Regions from separate parts of the Homo sapiens genome. Here region 1 is linked to region 2. A link is a loop called in an ENCODE intact Hi-C map of the cell type or tissue named here. Cell type or tissue: heart left ventricle. All regions are shown on one strand. Each heading gives the region's core, and the rest is flanking DNA. Links, peaks and the distances in the headings are about the cores only. Region 1 overlaps CTNND2 (catenin delta 2). Region 2 overlaps CTNND2 (catenin delta 2).

The links. Hi-C counts contacts between places; a loop is a spot of excess contacts. Peaks named below come from ENCODE experiments on the same cell type or tissue, not always from the same donor. Only the 100,000 strongest peaks of a DNase experiment are listed, where the experiment ranks them.
Region 1: it touches region 2 in a loop (2.7-fold over the local background); 3 of 110 quality-filtered maps call a loop at or near these places.

Annotation. Positions count from the first base shown.
Region 1 is chr5:10,983,404-10,993,449 of GRCh38, reverse strand. It overlaps CTNND2 (catenin delta 2), which reads left to right. Exons shown (of 22, transcript NM_001332.4): 19 at 773-899; 20 at 5,208-5,339. It overlaps LOC105374654 (a long non-coding RNA gene), which reads right to left. Exons shown (of 4, transcript XR_925791.3): 3 at 9,168-9,267; 4 at 5,927-6,034. Among named protein-coding and RNA genes, the nearest start is that of CTD-2154B17.1, 200 kb to the right of the region's middle. RefSeq lists enhancers at 5,094-5,143, 5,352-5,853. In heart left ventricle, for the core only: a CTCF peak has its summit at 5,368 (motif pointing left); a DNase peak (open chromatin) is centred at 5,379; H3K27ac peaks cover 3,385 bases.
Region 2 is chr5:11,106,154-11,116,199 of GRCh38, reverse strand. It overlaps CTNND2 (catenin delta 2), which reads left to right. Exons shown (of 22, transcript NM_001332.4): 14 at 5,157-5,342. Among named protein-coding and RNA genes, the nearest start is that of CTD-2154B17.1, 320 kb to the right of the region's middle. In heart left ventricle, for the core only: a CTCF peak has its summit at 5,863 (motif pointing right); no DNase peak of the experiment used is centred there.

The DNA of each region.
Region 1 (10,046 bases), core at 2,743-7,742, 120 kb after region 2:
GAAGGAAATACCATGACAGGTTAACAGGAGTTCTCTCAGGTGGAGAGGGTGGAATTACCACCTATTTTTATTTTCTTCTTTATGCTTTGTAAATTCACAAAATAATCTGTGATATATTTATGCGGTTTTTATAAGGAAAAATAGTATAGATGCTTTCTGTATATTAACTAGATGTCAGAAGCCTAACGGAGGCTTGGTAGGATGCATTTTGAATATGCTCTATATTGAAAAATATCATTCCTGGAGCAGACCAGCTTGGAGACAGGCGAGGGTGGGCATTTGGGGCTGGAAAGGACACAGGCAGGTAAACGGGAAGGGAGGACGCTGCCCTGGATTCTGGTTGCCAACAGATAGGTCCTGGGAGCAAAGGGGTAAACCCTTGTGGAAAATCTTGAGGCAGCGGAAGAGGGAGCCAGGCAGAGCTGGAACCAGGTCGGCAAAAAATAGACAGTTTCCGGGTCCCCTAACATTCTGAGCATCGTATTTTCATCGAAGTCGAAGCTTCTGACCAGAGCGGGTTTGTAAAGGGACCATTTATTCAACATTCATGAAGGAAAGCAGGCCCTACCCGCCAGGCTCTCTGGAGGGAAGGAGGTGTGTCTTCATTCACATTTGGCTCTGTTCACCTCCATGAGAGCGCAGAACTTCAAGAACCTCTTCTGACACACCATAGAAATATTATGCAAATCCAGATACTTGGAACTTAAAAATGTCCGGAGGTGAAAAATCACTCTGTCTTGCCCATCTAACAGGAGCGTGCTGTGTTTTGCAGGATGGATGGTCACAATACCACTTTGTAGCCTCGTCTTCAACCATCGAGAGGGACCGGCAAAGGCCCTACTCCTCCTCCCGCACGCCCTCCATCTCCCCTGTGCGCGTGTCTCCCAACAACCGCTCAGGTAAGAGGCTGCCGTGGCTAGCCAGCCAGGCTTTATTTCTCGTTGAGCAAAGACGGTCCTTCCCAGTCCGTGAGCCAACCCGTACTCAGAGGAGAGCCTTCCATTCAGACCTTCGCTAGAAGTAGGAAATGAATCTGTTCTTTGTACTGTGGTGGCCACTCTGTGTTTTGTATACACAGACTCAGAGCAAATCTCCTTCTCTAACAGGTTCTTATGCATGACATGCACGTAATGAACCTGAATTCAGGAGGAACGAGTATAAAGAAAACTGTCATGTGTCTGCAAATCCGGGGTTTCCGTGGACAATTTTTCCAACTTAAAATAGTTTGAGTTGGCCTGGCGAGGTGGCTCATGCCTGTAATCCCAGCATGTTAAGAGGCTGAGGCAGGCGGATTGCCTGAGCTCGGGAGTTCGAAACCATCCTGGGCAACATGGTGAAACCCCGTCTCTAGTAAAAATACAAAAATTAGCCGGGCTTGTTGGCACACGCCTGTAATCCCAGCTACTCGGGAGGCTGAGGCAGGAGAATCACTTGAACCCGGGAGGCCGAGATTTCAGTGAGCAGAGATCGCGCCACTGCACCCCAGCCTGGGTGACAGAGTGAGACTCCGTCTCAATAAATAAATAAATAAATAAAATAAAAATAGTTTGAGTTGCATTTTGTCATAATTGGGATAAAAAGTTGAGGAGACCAAATGTGCTTTCTTCCTTCAGTGTGATATACATTTGACACATAGCACTGATGCTTTCATAACTGTTCCACATCTAATTGGCTTTTCATTATTAATGATAAACCGGCAGATGCCACTGATAAATTATTATCGTAGCCAACTATAACTTCCATGTCATTCCATTTAATTTTTTTCTAATTTTGTCACATTCCTATTGCTTAAATTTTGAACTTCTTGTATTCGTAAAAATACTTGATTTTTATACCCTTTTTAATTCACATTAAGAAATGCCAAAAATCAGAGGAAAGATGAAAGGCAAATGTGAACACACCATTTAGTAATATAAATGGCATAAATTTGCTGTTTTCCTCACAGTTTAGTTTTTAAAACTTTTATTTTGATTTCTGCATTTTGATTTTGTTCTGAGAGTGAAAGATGGATAACAAGTTATATGCACCCACACAGATGACAGCTATGTAGGCTCTTATTTATGAAAGCTTTCTTCCTACTCTTCTCTGCCCTCTCCCTGCTGAGGAAATCCTATTCTCTGAAATGACACCTGGGAGGACCTGGTAGAGAGCATTGCCCAGCAAAGTGGTCTCCCTACCCGCGAGAATGATGGTTGCAGAACTCCACGCCAGACTTTACTGTCAACATGATGAGAAATGAATGGCCAATATCTGACTGAAATAAATGGCCCGCTCCCAGCTCTGTGAAAGCTGATCCTTCTAGTGTACTGTCATTGCTTATCACATTTAGTCCAACCCTGGGTGACGATCAGGAACCCCCTGTACCTGTGGAAACGTCCACCCATCTCAGAAGCATGGAGGTGGCCTCTTAGGCCTCTTATTTCTGTAATTCCAGCAGGCTTAAAAAGATAAAGCGCATGGAGTGTGGAAAGCATATGGATGGTGTCTTTTGGAAAGCAGTGATTATTAAGAATTACAGTGAGCCAATCAGTGTTATGAGAATGAAACGACATGATGGATCGGCAAGGGCTGGAAGAGAGAAGCAGCCTTTTCTCGCGAGCAGGCAGGGCTGTGTTCAACCAGCCATGCAGACAGTGCGCTGCCTCAGGACTTCCTAGGCGAGGCACATCCAGACACCTAATAAACACTTGTTTGCGTGATTTGATTTTTCCCAGAACTTAATCCTGATTTACCAGAGACTTGGAGCACCGCTGTGTGTGAGGTCTCAGGAGATAATTACACACTTGATGTGGTTTAATAAACACCACCATCTGGGCAATATTGGATTCTAATTTTAAAAGCTGTGGTCAACAGGTTTTAAAATATTGTCCCTTCATGATTATGTGGCAGTAACTCATAAAAGGCTAACCTTTATTAGGGAAGACCCAGAGGCAAAAGGGCAAAGGCAGGAAGAGAGACTTTCCTGGAAGAGAAAGATGGTGAACCAAAGAGAAGGGGGCAGCAGGTGGAAGAGGTTAGCGAGGAACCAGCGAGCAGACAGGAACTGGATGCAGAGCCCAGTTGAGTGACAGGGCACAGAGCTTGCTAAGGACTCAGTTGTTCTTGCAGAGGTTCCCTCTCCAAGCAACAGAACCCCAATCTTCATACGACACAGTGGCTGCCCCTCACATCTCCCCAGATTCACATTCGGGACAGAGATGGCCCAAGTCCCAGCCTTTGTCCTCTCCCCTGGAACCTCTCTTCCCTCACAGCAGAGCCTGGGCATTCTCTCCACCTACACAGGGTCACTGTGGATCAGGGAGGTTCAGTCCTTGATCAAGTCATTGCAGCTCCAGGCTTGTCCTACAAGTGATGAAGGTGCTGCAGCTGTCTGAGCTGCATGGTTTTCTTCCCTGTCTGCCATTGCATTTGTACCCAGGACTTCTGGCCAGCTGGCATTGGGTGGGGTTCAAGCCTCAGTATTTTTTTTAAAGGATTCCAGGTAATGAATTCTAATAGGCATCCAGGATCCAAAACCCGTGATGGCTTCAAGAGCTGAGCATTGAGGCGTGATTTTATTTTGATAGGTTTGAGAGGGTGGCAACAACCCATGTTTATCTTCCCAGCACTTGGCTGTAACGTCTGTTGGGCACTTCTGCCTCTCATTCTACTTTATTTGGACATCCATTTCCTTACTCGATTGAGAGCTGCACAAGTTCAGGAAGAGCCACGTGATCTGCATGTCTGCCTTGCACAGTGGCTAGCACAGGAATTTGTACATAGAAGATATAAGGGTGACAAACTGAATCACATGACTCAGTGACATGAGAGGTGCCTTGGGGGACCACAGACCCAAGGAGCAAAGAGACCCTACAGAGGGTGTGAATGATAAGCTCGAAGGTAAACTGAAGTTTGGCTGGGGAGGAGCTTTGACACTAGCAAAGGAAAGAGAGATTTATCCTAAAAATCAGAGTGCTCTAGGGATTCCTAGCCTTAATAGTCACCAAGTATGCTCAGTAAATATGGATTCTGAAGCCCGTCACTGAAAATTCAGACTCAAAAGGTCCAGGATGGGCTCTGGGCATCCATAAATTCTCAAGTGAGTGTTGAGGGTAAACAAGGCTCTGAAGCACTGCCCTGGGCTATGGGAGCTGGGGAGAGCTTCCTGACAGAAGGACACGGCACCTGAGCTCCTGCGGAGCTGGACACAGCTGCAGGTGCCCACAGGGTGGGGTGCGCGACCAGCTGCCCCCTCACCCAGACGCATGGCTCCTGCCAACCTCTCCCAGTGCCCCTCTGCACTGGCAGGAAGGTTGAGTTGCTGCCAATCCATTCAGTCACTCATGAAAATTCAACCTCCTTTTACTGACTTCCTTGCCTCTGAGTTCAGCTTTTCCTCTCTTCTAGTACCAGTTTTTTAAGGACTCCTGGAATTTCCCAGGAGGATCCTCCAATTACAACCCAGCACTTTAGAAATGGGTGTAAGAGGAACGGCAGGGCTCAGCCTCCCAGCCAGACAGGCAGTGAGTGGCTGAGGTGTAAGGAGGGCCTCAGAGATTATTGGGGTGTTTATGCAAAAAGCTGGAGCAAGAATGCCCTAGCAGGAACTAGAGCTGCCTCCATGCCCCTCCCCAGCCCACCCCAGCCACAGACAAAGAAGGTCTTTGTGGGCTTGGTTATTTTTGCCCCACAAATCATCCTGTGTAGAGAGCTGTTTCCTCTGACTTTTTTAAAGGCAGTTTCTAGGTGACTCAGTGTTTAAGTAAAACTGCATTTATTTTAATCAAGGATTAGTCAATATCAGTAATAGATCTTCTGAAACACATCTAATTAAGGAAGGGAGCACGGGAAGGAAAGGGAAGGAAAAGAGAAGAGAAAGGAAGAAACCAAAAGCAGTCTCATTCCTAAACTGCCCCACACACCTTGGGCAGGTCACGTCCCCTCCATGATCTCTCTCTGAGGAAGATGGCCCCAGGATGTGGTCCCCAGTTGCCAGCCTCCAAATCACATGCCCTCTAACTATAAAGCATCAGTTGTCACAGGTGAGGGAATGGGGCAGGGACAAGAGCCAAAACTGCCAAAAAATAAAAATTAAAAAGAAAACCCATCAGGTCCTCACGTAGGCATTGAGATGCGGGACCATGCATAGTGAGGACCCTGACTGTGTGGAAGGCACACACGCTGTGGGATGAGATGCAGAAAATCCCCCTTTTGATTTCTTTATGTAGCAAGTGCCCCAGCTTCACCTCGGGAAATGATCAGCCTCAAAGAAAGGAAAACAGACTACGAGTGCACCGGCAGCAACGCCACCTACCACGGAGCTAAAGGCGAACACACTTCCAGGAAAGATGCCATGACAGGTGAGCGCCCCTCGCGCGCCCCCTCCTGGAACTTGGTGGCTTGACCCGCGACAAGGCAGAGATATGGGACATCAGGCTTCACGGGGCTGGCTGCGCTTGGCTGCTGAGCAGGACTTAGCAGCTGTCCAGTCACTTGAGAGCTTGATAATGATGATTTCCAAGAATTGGGACTAAGAATAGAGGCATAACTAAGATAAAATGTTTTCTACCCATGTTTTATCGGTCCTTTCCTCTTGTTTGCCCAGCTCATAATATTCTTTCAAATTAGAGAGAATATTCCCACATATTTCTTCCTCATTGACATCACCCACTGGGGAGGGGACTCGATGGAGGCAGTGTAGTTAGGCCCTGTGCATTAGGAATGGAGGGAACTGAAAAGAAGGTGGAAGGGGAGGGGAGGGGAGGGGAGGTGGGGAGGGGAATAGAGTGGGGAGGGGAGGAGAGGGGAGTGGGGAGGGGAGGGACGGGGAATGGAAAGAGGAGGGCAGGAGGAGGATTTAAGGGGAACTGCATGAAACTGCTGTTGAGATATTTTCCCCTCTTGCCATGATACAACCTCTTACGTGACATATCCCAAAGAAGCTTCCTTAGAGCTGATGACTGCAGATTCCCTGGGGAGGCATTCATCTTTCACGCTCGTCATCCCTCACGATCTCAGTCACAGCCATTGCCTTCCTTTCTCATCAGCCAAGACTCTATGGAGGCCAGAATTGGTACAGTGGGTATCTGTCTCTGCCCCCTCCACTGTGCCATGCCCAGCCCATCTGATAACAGGGCTTACCCTTAAGTCACTGTATAGTCTGTACGTCTTGTACACTCTGTATATGCTTCTGTTGAGGCACTCACAGCCCCCTCCAAGCTCTCCATACCTCACCCTCTCCCTGGATGGCCCTCCTCCAAGAAGCAGGATGTGGGCTCTGGCTGTAGAGGGAGTTATACCTTAAAAGCAAAGCTGCCGGAGCCCTGAGGACCTTTCAACGGGGACCCCACATCCTCTTTACCACATGGGCATGGAGATGGGTCCCTGCTGAAAATAGGCTATGAGGAAGAGCCTTTAATAGAACAAGGCCATGTTAGAGCATTCATAAAGCTGGGGCGCAAAGGGCGCCGTGCAGACACTGAGACCCTCTTAGGAGAGGAATCTGAAGAGCAGGAGGCAGTTCTCCAGTAGTATTTAGGTGTAGACTGGCAGGGAAGCAGAGCAGACAAATTGGATGATTTATTAAAATGCCTTCCAAACCAGGACAGCGAAGATAAATTTTTCTAATAGCAAATGCATTTACCCCAGCGGCAGTGTTTTCCGTGTTAACTCTGCTCAGCTGCGTAAAGAAAACTATAATAAACGGATGTTTCTTATCCCTGCCCCCAGGAGCACATTCTGCCTCCATGTGCAGACCCTACAAGGGAACACCTCAGCGCTGCTCCTGAGACGTTTCCTGAACGGGAGAACCTAACTCATTACATGGACTCTAGGTTACTATTCACATTCACTGTTTCCCCTTACATGTTGCCGCGTAGATGAACAGGAACAAAGAAAGCTGTGAATCTGAATTCTGAGTCCCTGGAGTCTAGACATTCGGCAGAGGATCCCATTTGTACTGATTATGCTGAGCTAGTCATGACACCAAATTCAACTGACCCTTTCAATGTGCAGTTATCATTGCCCTGGGTAGCCACATCACCAGCTGTCTGGGATGATACACTGAGATTAAGGAACAGTTGTGAGATCGACTGCATTATTATTCAGTTTCATGTTTCTCTTTAACTCTCTTGCCCAAGAGAATCATTCAAAAGGCCTTCAGGTGTGGGTGTGCGTGTTTATGTCAAAACAGTTCCAATGGCACATAATTGTGCCCTGGACTCAAAATAAAATAAAACATAAAATTTACTATGTTTCTGATATTTAATCTTCTTAGAAAATGGCAGGGATCTTGACAATTTCAGTGTATGTAATTCTTCAAACTTATTTAGAGGCTTAAACAGCTTTGCTCTAACTTACTTAAAAATGCAATTCAGGAGTACACTCTCAATCATGTAGCAAGCCAGAAAGAACATTGAGATCTTTATTGAATATTATGTGTATATAGGGAAGTTCCTCTAAAGCCAATGGGTGCTATGTAAACGCCGATTGTTATTATCACAACAATGATGGTGGTGGTGGTGGTAGTGAGGGTGATGGAGGTGATGGTGGGATAGCAGAAGTGAGGATAGTGGTGGTTTGCCACTTTCAGTAGTGGTATGAATAAGTCCCCAGCCAAGCCAGGTGGAAGCCAGTCTTTCACATATTGATGGGGATATTGAGTTTACAACCCCCACCTTGCAGGATGTTAGCAAATGCCCATCATTCCAGGGTTTACTTGCAAAATCAGATTTCTTGTGGCCCCAACATCAAAAGCAATGCTTTTTCTTGTTCAAGAACAAATCTACGGAACATTTAAAGTTCAGTGCATTGAAAGATAACCTGAAAAACTGCCATCTTCCTTGTTTCATTCCCTGCCAAGAAAACATTCCCTCTGATATGAAAACCACAAGGGAAGCTTCATCCCCAAAATGCAGCCTATGAGGGCTGGAAGTGCAAACATCTCTTTGATGGAGCTGTCATCTCTTCTGCTGAGCTCTTAGAAGTTCAGATCCATCTAGGTGTTTATTCCAGGCTTCCCCCACCCTCCTTTTCTGGATTCATTTTCTAGCTTGGATGAAGCCTCATAAAATTCTTCTCTCCTAAGTGTTTCTCTGCCACTGGAGAGCCCTGAGAAATCCAGTTGGCTATTCATTCAGGCATGCCGGCTTCCATAGCGAGTTCTTGCAGCCCTGCATGCCTGGGAACCTCACGTGTTCAGTTCACCTCAAGAAAGGGCTGCAGCATCCCAGCAGCTCCACTGCCTGAGTTTTAAATTCACCTGGAGGTTTTCCCTTCCCATCTGAACTTCCCACATACCCTTTCATCCAATGGTCTGTTTGTTTTTTGTCAGTGTCTTTCTTATGCCATTTATTTATGTATTTATTTATTTATTTATTTATTTATTTATTTATTTTTGAGACGGAGTTTCACTGTGTCGCCCAGGCTGGAGTGCAGTGGCGCAATCTCAGCTCACTGTAACCTCCACCTCCCGGGTTCAAGCAATTCTCCTGCCTCAGCGTTTCGAGTAGCTGGGATTACAGGCACCTGCCACCATGCCCGGCTAATTTTTATATTTTTAGTAGAGACAGGGTTTAACCATGTTGGCCAGGCTGGTCTTGAACTCCTGACATCAAGTGATCTTCCCGCCTCATCCTCTCAAACTGCTGGGATTACAGGCATGAGCCACCACACCCGGCCTCTTATGCCTTTGAAAGTCGTTCTAGTCTTCAATGTGTTGATTCAGTTGGGAATTGGGTATTTGGGGGCTGTTAGAAAAATAGAAAGGCATTCTTCTGTGAGTCCACTATTAGCTCGGTCATATGAGGGCAGAGCCTCTGTGAATTCCTCTGCCTCACGTGTCTGTAAAGGTAATTCAGTCTCAGCTATGGTCTCGTTTAAACGAGTGAGGGGAAAGAACTTCCAGTATTAACATCCTAGGCTCAGAAGCCACAAACTGTGCCTCGTGCTTTTAAGATTCCTCTGGTGAGAGCGTCTCAGTGTCTGTTTATGATTTCACAACAGGGAGGGAGGCCAAGACTGCAATAGTGCAAACGTTCTAAAAAATATATGCATTTAATTCTGAGCAACAGAAAAAACAAAATTTCACCTTATTCCTCAAGTGACATTTTCTATCAGCAAATTATAGCTCTGAAGGCAGATCTATCTAAGGTTTACCCATTTATTCATTCAGCAAATGGGGCACTTACTCTATGGGTGTCCACTGAGGCCAGGTGCTGTGCCAGGTTCTGAGGATACATACGGAGGTAGCAGCAGGACAGACTGTTTCTCTCTCAAGGGCCTTCTGCTCTGGAAGAGGAAGGCAGACAGTACATAAGGTAAACAGTATAACAAGTTCCCAGCAAGATGATACTGCACTGTGTTTAGTAGGAAGAAGAAACTGATCAGGGTAATGAGATGGGGGTGCAGGCGGAAGGGGTTACTTCACTTGACGTGGGAGGAGGAGACATTTGAAGTCTGAGGGAAGCGAGTTCCAGGGAGAAAGATCAGCAAAGACAACCTCACCGAAGCTAAACAAGTTTGGCCCGCTCTGAGGAAGGAGGGTCGGCAAAGCTGGGACTCCTTTAACAGGAGGAGAGGAGGGAGAAATGTGTTAGGATTTTAGGCAGGAAACAAACCTTGCAGGGCCTCATGGCCATAGTGGAGAGCCGTCTCAGGGTGAAGGGCATTGGAGCATTACAAGCAGAGAAAGAGACAGAACCCAACTTGTGTTACAAAGACAGCATTCTAACTGTTGGTAACAGGGTGGATGGAGGAATCAGGCTGGGCAGAGTGGAAGTTGGGCCTTCGAGGAGGATTTGGTAGCAATGGTCCAGAGAGAGATGGTGGTTTGCACCATAATACAGAGACAGGAGTGACATGCATTCAACCAGAGAGGATAACAGAATGGTCTTTAAAATGGAAAAATGGACTTTCGGCTCTCACTTTCTAAGCTGAATTCTCCAGGAGGAATTTTATTGCACAGCTGTAGTGAACTCTTAGGTAAAAAATCATGGGTGGAGTGAACTTAGACCTTGAGAGGTTATACTGACCTTTCTCTTGTGGCCTATAGGTAGAGTGATCCTACT
Region 2 (10,046 bases), core at 3,395-8,394:
TTCTGACTCTTTATTAGAATTGCCTTTGGAGTGTTCATGTAAATACATCTGCACAGACCCTATTGCAGTCCTCCTAACCCAACTGTCTAACTCTGGTCACAAGTTTGTGTACCTTTAAAAGTTCATCAGGTAATTTGATGTACATCTTAGATTAAGAACCTGCCATAGTAGATAGAGCTTTAATATGACTCTCTAATTGGGAATCTGGTAAAATGTAATTTAGTTACAAAGTTAGATAAAGAACAAATAAAAGTGTTTCTATCCATGTAGTCATTAATTGGCTGTGTGTATAAGTTAGCATAGCACTTCTCAACCCTGACTACATATTAGGGTTACCAAGAAATTTAGAAAATCACTGATGCCTGAGCCTTACTCCCCAGAGATCTGAATGCAAGGTACCTCTGGGACGTCAGCCCTTTGAGTACTAGTTCACCCCAATTATGAGCACCACTTGTCATCTTTTAACTTCTGCTCAGTTAGGTTCACATCCATTCACTGACTGTGTGTTTTTAGTTTCAAAGATGAACATAATGTAACAAAGAGTAAGCATTCCCCTTTCACAGAAGGCCTTAAGTGACCATTTTAGACCATTTAGTATCATCGACAGGAAAATTAAATTCCTAAACAAGTGACCAGTCAAGATGTCTTGAATATTTACAAGTGCTTGTTAGCGTAATAGACACGTGTGTTTTCAAAGGGCTCCTGAAGGTAAATCACTGAAGCGGCAATGCTCAGCATCGTCATATTCAGAGTGGTGAGTGAGGCACTGGGAGACTATACCTTTTACTGTGATGGCTACGAAAAGAGCTTTGATACTAGCTGGACCTTACAGCTGAAAATAAAATAAGAGTCAACAGCCTCATGCTTTGGCTAAGTGCAGCCACCAGCACCAAAGATTAAGGCATCTTTCAGGAGCCATGGTTCAAGAACCAACATGGCACAAACATCTTCTTTCTGTCAGATGACCAGATTCCTAAAACCTGGGAGACTTGGTAGATCATCTTTTCTAATGTCCACATTTTCCCCAAAAGAGGAAGTTGAAATAATTGGGAGTATTCAGGGCTGGAGTCAGAAAACCCAGATATCCCTGGTGGAGTAAGAAGAGCCCTGAGCTGGCATCAAGACAGTGCCAGTGGACTGTGCCATCTCCACCTCCCACTGGCTGGAGCACCATATCCAACTGACCTCAACTCTGTGACAAGGAGCATAATCATAGCTGAATGCCAAGGCTGTTGAAAGGATCAGATGTGATGTTACTCAGCAGGTGCTTCACTGGCTGGATTGTGCTATTGGGTTTTAATGTATTATTATTGTACCATCATTTTCCACTCAGCCCTCTGCTTGGCCGCTTTTGAGCTTTCACAATGACAAATTGAGGGTGAGGGGTTTGAATGAGTACACCTTCTTTTTAAGGCCTGAGAAGTTAATACATAAAAGAGCGTGGATTCCATACAAGCTTGTGACTCTGGTCCTATAATTGGGCCAGTGTGTTGACTGGATAACATATAGTGGAGCACTCTACAACTTCCAGATTAACCCTTTCTAATAGAAAATAAGGAATCAAAATGACCCTGGTAACCAAAAGCAACTGCTGAAAGCACTGCTGACAGCAATGGATGTCCCAAGCAAAGCTACCGGCTGCCACCCTCCTGCTAGGATCCCAAGTCTTTTGTCTTCTCTTTCTCCTTATCCCCTTAGAGAAAAGCTCTTGAATTAAGTAACTCTCCCAAACCAACCCAGACTGCAGAACTCCTGGAGGCTTAAATGACAGATAAATGTGGTCCCTGTGATCTTCTTTCCCCCATTCCTCCCTCCCCATCCGCCCCCATCCCTACTTTCTCTTCTTCTTCTAGCTTCTTCCCAAATCATCTCCCCAGCTGCAGCTCGATTATAAAGCATTTTTCCCAACTGCAGATTTATTCCCCAGGAGTCATTTGTTAAACAGAGGAACAGTGATGCCTCCAGGGAAGACGAACAGTGGGATGAGAAAGAAGTTTATTCTCCCAAGTCTTTGATGTAAGAAAAATAAGTTTGAGCTGATTTAAAGATCATTCTGACTTATGCCATAACATTTTCCTTTCAATGAGAGTCGTTTCTCTCTTTCATGCATCGCCCTGAGTTTACCTGCTTTCGTGCCAGTCCACTTTTTGATGCAGAGGATGCTTGGAATAGAAAATCAGGTTGACTCAGAGCCTGTGGGATTAGCAGCCCATGACACCTTGAAAAGCTGACAAGAAAGGTCTGGAATGACAAAGGCTCCAGAGATATTTCCTGAAAACTGGTTTTCCTCGTAAGTTTTCATGCCCTCGGTAATAAGTACAGGGCACCTGCTACCTTTCACCAGATTCCAGCCAGTGGAGGGAAGCAGTGCAGGATTGTGATCCCAGCAGCCCCTGCCCATTCCAGTCCCACCCCAGGACTGCAGAGAAGCAGCTCAGTCTGGTGGGAGGTACTCACAGCTTTAGCTGTCCTCCTTTCACCCATACAATGGAATTGTATTATGTGCCATCACAGTGGCTGTTACGTAGCAGGTGCCTGAAAAAATGATAGCCAGCTTGGTAAGATTCTTCAAATAAAACTTGGCTCAGTTTATTTTTTTTTCCATCATTGTTTCACCCCTTCTAAAATTGGATATTTTTCTCCGCTTTCCATGGTTCCTGTAGTCAAAAGGTCAGCTTTGTCTTAACCAGCAAACGTTTTCTGCAAAAGGTCAGAGAATAAATATTCCCGGTGTTGCGGGCCATACTGTCTCAGTCACAGCCATGTAATTCTGCATTGTACCATGAAAGCAGCTACAGACCATTCATAAACAAATGGGCCTGGGTGTCCTCCAGGAAAACACCAATTATGCACAACCGGCTGTGGGCTGGATCGGACCCCTGGGCGGCAGTTTGCTCACCCCTCTTCTCAACAATCAGAAGTTATTACAACTAGTATTTTAGCAAATAGTTTTGAGCAGACACTATTCAAAGAGCTGTATCTGTGAGCTTATTAACCCTCACTGTGGCTCTGTACATGATACTGGTGTTTTTTTTGCTTGTTTTTTTGTTTTTCTTTTTGAGATGGAGTCTCACTGTGTTGCCCAGGCTGGAGTGCAGTGGCGCAATCTTGGCTCACTGCAAGCTCCGCTTTCCGGGTTCACACCATTCTCCTGCCTTAGCCTCCTGAGTAGCTGGGACTACAGGTGCCCGCCACCATGCTTGGCTAATTTTTGAATTTTTAGTAGAGACGGGGTTTCACCTTGTTAGCCAGGATGATCTCAATCTCCTGACCTCATGATCCACCCACCTCGGCCTCCCAAAGTGCTGGGATTACAGGCATGAGCCACCGCGCCCAGCCTGTACATGATACTGTTAATATGACCCTCCCTTTACAAATGAGGAAATAGAAGTACAGAAAGATTAAGCACTTTGCCCAAGGCCCCACAGCTTGTGAAATGGTAGGCCCAGGATTGGAAGCCAAGCCGGCTAGCCCTAGATCCCATCCTCTGGAGCTCCGCACTGTGCCATCTCCTGCCACTGTTAATGATATGAACATTTGAAGAGCATTTACTGTGCCCCAGCTTTCTTCCCAGTACTTGCACGCTGTGTTACTTTCCTGTTGCTGTCATAACCAATGACCACAAACTTGGTGGCTGAACCCAACACACATTTATGATCTTATAGCTCTAGAGACCAGCAGTCTGAAGTGGGTCTCACTGGGATAAAATTAAAATGTGGTAAGGTCTGAGGCTTACCTTCTTGAGGCTCTTGGGGAGAATTTGTTCCCTTCCCTATTCCAGCATCTAGACCCTGCCCACATACCTCGGCTTGTGGCCCCTTCCACCATCTTCAGATCCGGCCATGGTCAGCCATGTCCTTCTCACATCACATCACTGTGACTCTCCTGACTTCCTCTTTGACGTACAGGCCCCTTGTGAGGACACAGGCCCACCCGAACAATCCAGATAACCTCCCCATCTGACAAGCAGCTGATTAGCTTAACAATTCCCACCTCCTGCCAGCCACGTGACCTAACATACGCGCAGGTTCCAGAGATTAAGATGTAGACCTGCTGGGTGCGGTGGCTCACGACTGTAATCCCAGCACTTTGGGAGGCCTAAGCAAGTGGATCACAAAGTCAGGAGATCGAGACCATCCTGGCTAACACAGTGAAACCCCATCTCTACTAAAAATACAAAAAAAAATTAGCTGGGCGTAGTGGCGGGTGCCTGTAGTCCCAGCTACTTGGGAGGCTGAGGCAGGAGAATGGTCTGAACCTGGGAGGCGGAGCTTGCAGTGAGCCGAGATCGCGCCACTGCACTCCAGCCTGGGCGACAAAGCGAGACTCCGTCTCAAAAAAAAAAAAAAAATGTAGACCTTCTGGGAGGGCCATTATTCTGCGTACCACACACATGTTTTAGCTCAACTAATGCACAAGAACCTAAGATGTGGGACCTGTTATGACCATTTTACAGAGGGGTACACCATGTCCCAGAGATGTCAAGTGCATTGTCCAAAGTCCCACAGCTAAATCGGACACCTAGGGTTCTACAGGTGTCTGGCTCCACAACATGTGTCCTTAACCACTGTTTAACCTTTTGGCTAAGAAAACATGAGTGTCAGGCATCTCAAAAAAATGTAGACTAAAAATATTTATGCACCCCAGGTGATCACAGCCCCTCACTTTCCTGGGACAACCCTGGTTTGCACCTGTAGCCTCCTTGACACTCGGAAAATGCTCCGGTGGGCAGTAAATATGCCCCCCACCAGAGCTGACCGAAATTCTAAGTCTTTGATTCCTCATTACCCGATCCCCAATCCCCAGCCAGGGAGTCAGAGGTGGGGCGCTGTCTGTTAGTGGATGATATTTGGGATCTCTCGTGGTTGTACATTCTTCCCTTCTCACAAGTGAATTTCAATCAACAATAACAGATGTTTATAGAAGTAACTATTGCTGATAAGTCATTTATTTGTGGGGGATAAAAGGTCCTAAGACCTTTCTAAGTTTCTCCAATTGTTTTCCACTGTGGCCATCAGGGGAGCTTTCAGAAGCTGGCAGCTAAACACTTCCAAAGAGAAATGTGTCCATGGAGAAAGAGGCCTTTCCAGGTGGAAGAATGGAGTGCTGAGTGCTAGTTTTACTCATTCTTTCCTCTGTTTCCCCCTTTTCTGCAGACCGTTGAAAACTGTGTGTGCATTTTAAGGAACCTCTCGTACCGGCTGGCGGCAGAAACGTCTCAGGGACAGCACATGGGCACGGACGAGCTGGACGGGCTACTCTGTGGCGAGGCCAATGGCAAGGATGCTGAGAGCTCTGGGTGCTGGGGCAAGAAGAAGAAGAAAAAGAAATCCCAAGATCAGGTGATGCAGGCTGCTTGCAGCTGCATGCAATTATCCCCTTCCTAATTGCAACTGTAATATATCCTCAATATATAGAGAATGAGCCCTGCATTTTCATCAGGAGGTAAAATCACTAATGCATCTGCACAATTTTCCTGTGGGAATTTCACAGCTGAGACGGTGGGACATGAAATGATTTCCCTCACGTCTCGCAGTTGAGCCAGGATAGGAAATTACTTAAAAAAGAAAAAAAGACACCTGAGGCCCTAGCAAGCTCTGACATTCCACCTCTGAGCAGGCGCTGTGTTAATTCACACATTTACTTAGGGCATTGTCGGAGCTGGATTTGATGCCATCCAGGTGACAGGGATGGGTGGAACAGGAGATGTGGTATAAGAAGGGAAACAGAGAGAGACAGAGGGAGGCCAAAGATCCATCATGTATTTAATCGCTGGTTTCGAAGCATTTAGATTTTCAGTCTCACACTTTCCATTGGAAATGGGGTAACAGAGAATTCACAGCCCTTCCACAGGATGGCATTAGAAGCTTGGCCGTGGGGAACAATTCAGGTGAATTCAGAACAATGTTGAGCTGGAGCTGGAGGCCTCTTGAGAACAGAATGGCCCTCACCTGCTGCAGCGGGAAGTAGGTTCCCCTGCAGCAAAACGAAGGCCGCTAGGCAGCAACTCACAACCCTGATGCATCAGAACAGTCTCTGCTCCTGTCTTGGGGAGCCCATGAGAGACCAAACCCCTCACCACAGGCCCCACCAGGACAGGGAGCGATGGGAGGACAAAGCATCCCCACCTTTGCTAACACTGGAACAGCGGTTAACTTCAGGGCCTGGAAACTGATTTATCTCATCAAGGAGCTTACAGAGAGTTTCACAAGTAAAGTGAAAAAAAGCAATATAAAAACAGGTGCGTACATAGATATAGGTATAGATGATACAGATACAATCTGGCCAGTTTTGTATAATATGTCATATGCAAATACAAAATGCTATTTGCCTGTACAAAATATATGTGTTTCTTGAAAAAGCAGAGTAAGATCCAAGAGAAGATAATGATTGATTCCTTTTGTACTTCTGTATTTATAAATCTTCTACAATGAAAATTACATTTGTAATCTTTGCAAATGGCCTTTAAAAAATAATGTTCATAAAGGCACTAAGTTAATGTATGCTTATAAAAGTGTATGGTTTTTTTCAGAGAAATTTATACCTCACTGAAAGGTGTAAGACATTATGTAAAATGAAAGGTTATCTAGTCTACAACACAGACCTTCCAGGACAGAGGAGCCAAATATTATAACAGGAGTAAAAGTGATACAAATAATAATTGGTTTAATGATGGCCTCTAGAACTTTTTCTAGTCCAGAAATTTATGTTGACCCTTACCTTTGGCATTGGTGTTCTTGACCTTAAAAAGACACTATAATATTCTGCATGTCAAATTTAGCTATAAGAAAAATCTCAGAAACTTTAAAAAAAAATCCCTGTAGGGATAATTCTAGAAAATATATGATACAAAAATATGATGCATGCATGCTGTTAGTTCAAGAAATGGTTGCTATTGAACCATACTAGAAGTATCAGACTTCTAGGCCATTCTAGTCTAGAAGCACCAGACTACGAGCTCCTGTGTGCAGAAGTGTTTGACACTCTATGCATCACTTTCTGGTCTAAGAGGTCCTTGCAAACTCATCCATTTTTGCATCTGCTGTGTGCCTGTTGCTGAGTTCTAAGGAATTGCTAGTTTCTCTAGTCCGTTTTGGACAAAACCTCCCATGAAACAGTCAGCATGTCATCTGCCAAGAAGGCGCGTCTCCCCCAGAAGGACCCTCTCTGCCCTCAGCAGGGCTTTATGACAGCAGACTGTCACTGCATGGTTGGTGGAGGGAATCCGAAGATTGGGGTCCAGGGAAATAGGAGGAGACAAAATGGATTCATTTACTTTTTGCACCTTTTGTAGCAATCAGCATTTTTTGGTTTGTTTTCACCTTGGTCTATGGCCAACGATCCTGTGATGGTGTCCTGAGGTGGGTACTGTTTCAGCGTGGTTTGGAGGTGACGGGACATTGTCCTCCACCAGCTGCTGGTCAGGTCAGACCTTCTTCAAGGCGCTGTTGGTGTGAGATTGACCATGGGCAGAGGGCCACTGAGAAAAACAAAAACTAAATAAGCAGGACCTGATGGAATCCAAAACCTCCCTTTTTAGCTTATAAATCAATTTAAAGTTATTTAATTTAAATGGGTAAAAAATATATGTCTGTCTGCATGGGTGAGGAGACAAACCTATCAATTCAAACAGGATTCTGATCCACTATTTTTATCTGGTAGGTCTTCTTTCATGATCATCTTTGTTTCACAACTGAGTGCACTGTAGTCAATTTAACAGTAAATATTTTTGCTCTTTTTCACCTCTTTGTTAAGTTGTAGATGCCAAATGCATAAATGACTGGAAGATTCACCTGTGATATACACGGTGCTGTTTTATGCATAAAAGCAGTAGGAATGGGCCTCTGTGTAAAACTTCAATGCCCCCTTATTTTTCCCACAATGAAAGAGATGTCTTGGAAGAACTTTCAAGGCTTCTTGCCCGCACTCTTTCCTGGCCTGTCTTAGGATCCCGCAGACCAGCCTCTACGCTTCTGTTCATGCTGTTCCACTGCCTGGCCCTCCCTTTCCCCACTCACTACTTGGAGAATAATCATTCAAGAGCAAATAAAACATCCCCTCTATCTTTCCAAGACTTCTTTCAAGTAAACAATTACTCCCTAATCTACTTCTCCATAATTTTATTTAAACTTCTCTGCTAGTTATTATCATATTATGGGTTAAGTATAGCAATTGATCCCCAAAGAGAGCGAATTTTCTGGGGCAAAGGACTCTGTGGGTCTTATTTCGGTCTGTGACTTCTAGCCCAATGCCTGGCCCCAATTACACTGTGGCCTATGGTGGCCCCTAGCTCTTGCTGTGGGTTTAATTGTGGGTGGATGCTCATAGCTGTGACTTTTCCCAGACTCATCTGTTTCTTTCCTGGTGAGACTTTGCCCCAAGGGCTGCTGTGAGCCAAGCGTCTTCCGCAGTCTTCCCTCCCTGTGTTTTGAGCTGTTCCCCAGCCTCTCATGACAGTGCTGCATTTATCTCACTGTTAGTCAGTATTCTGAATCTGCAATCACCACCAAAACAAATGCACCATCTAAATTACTGTTATCATCTAAGAACTTAAGTTTATATGCAACAAAGGTATATGTGTATGTGTCAAAAAGTATCCCTGGAGAAGCAGGACTTTTGATCCTGCCAGACTAAACAAATTCTTTGCACTGAAGGTGTTATGAGAAATCATGAAATCCCACCACCTACAAGGTTTTCTTGGATTTTCAGGATATCGGTATTGGCCACCACTTCTTCAAGAGCCTCACACGTTGCCTGCTATGTCATTCGGATGCTCTTGACCCAAAAGTGAGACTCTAGGGCTAAATAAACAGCATGCATATCCCAAAGCACAAACATGAATTTTATTAGTAGTTAAAATGACCACAATGGAGATTTGAACTTTAACAGTTTCTTCTCATTTCAGACAAAGTAGATATTAATGATAAATATCTAGGTATACATTTACATAGTTAACATGTAAATAATATGTGAGTAAAATAGCACTAACCTCCAAGAAGAAAATAATACCCACACCTTCAGCGTGCCTCCTTCTAGAGAGATTCATAGTTACAACTTACATCTGGGCATATATCCTTTCAGATGTTTTTCTGTTAGAGGCCATATCAGACAGCAAAATTCATAAGGTCTTATAGTTAGTAAGTGTATTTCCACTGATGTAGAACTCCGGTCTCTTGAGTCTTCAGAGGTGGGCTCCTTGTATTTTATGGGGCTCTCATCTTCAGGGTGCTGCCTTCCTCCCCATGGTCACGATTCTGGCTCTTCACATCCACAGTTCAGGAGCAGAAATGGGGGAAAGAAGACAGGAGTATCCTTTCCTTTAGGACCCCACCCAGAAGTTGCACACATCACTGTTACATCCCTGTGGCCTAGACTGGCTCGTAGTGGCACCAGAGCTGCGAGGGAGGCTGGGGATTGTAGTCTTTTGTGACAACTATGACCCTAGGTGAACCTTGGGCATTCTCTTAATAAAGAAAAAAAGGCATGTAGTGGCCCATTCAGGGTGTGCAGTGAGTAGGGGGCTCTCCTTGTGAGGAGGAGTCTCTTACCAGTGAAATCGTGTAGCATTGTCTGCACATGGTAGTGAACAAAAACCCAACTTGTATTCATTTCATTACCTGTACATTCCCTGCAAAGAGTGCAGCCTCTTATTACCTGCCCCCAGGTGACAGCCCCCACTGCCCACTTTGGCACACCACTGATGGGCGGGAAGGTGTAGGCACAAGTCTGCTCTATGTCACTTTGCTGACCACTTTATGACAGCTTATCATTTGACACAGACTGACTTTTTTCCTTGCCAGTAAGCAGTTCTTCACACTGGAATGAGGAGGAGCTACTGTGAATTCCATGGTAGAGGAATACCATGACGTGGCGAACCAATCCCCTATTCCTAGAAAATCAGGTTGCTTCCAAGTTTGTACTAATGTAAACTGTAATGAACATCTGTGTAGTTAAATCTCACCTACCCCCTTAATCACTTCTTGAGAGTGCATTCTTAGAAGTGAAATAGCTAGACCAAATGCATGCTTTTAAGACTCTCAATACGC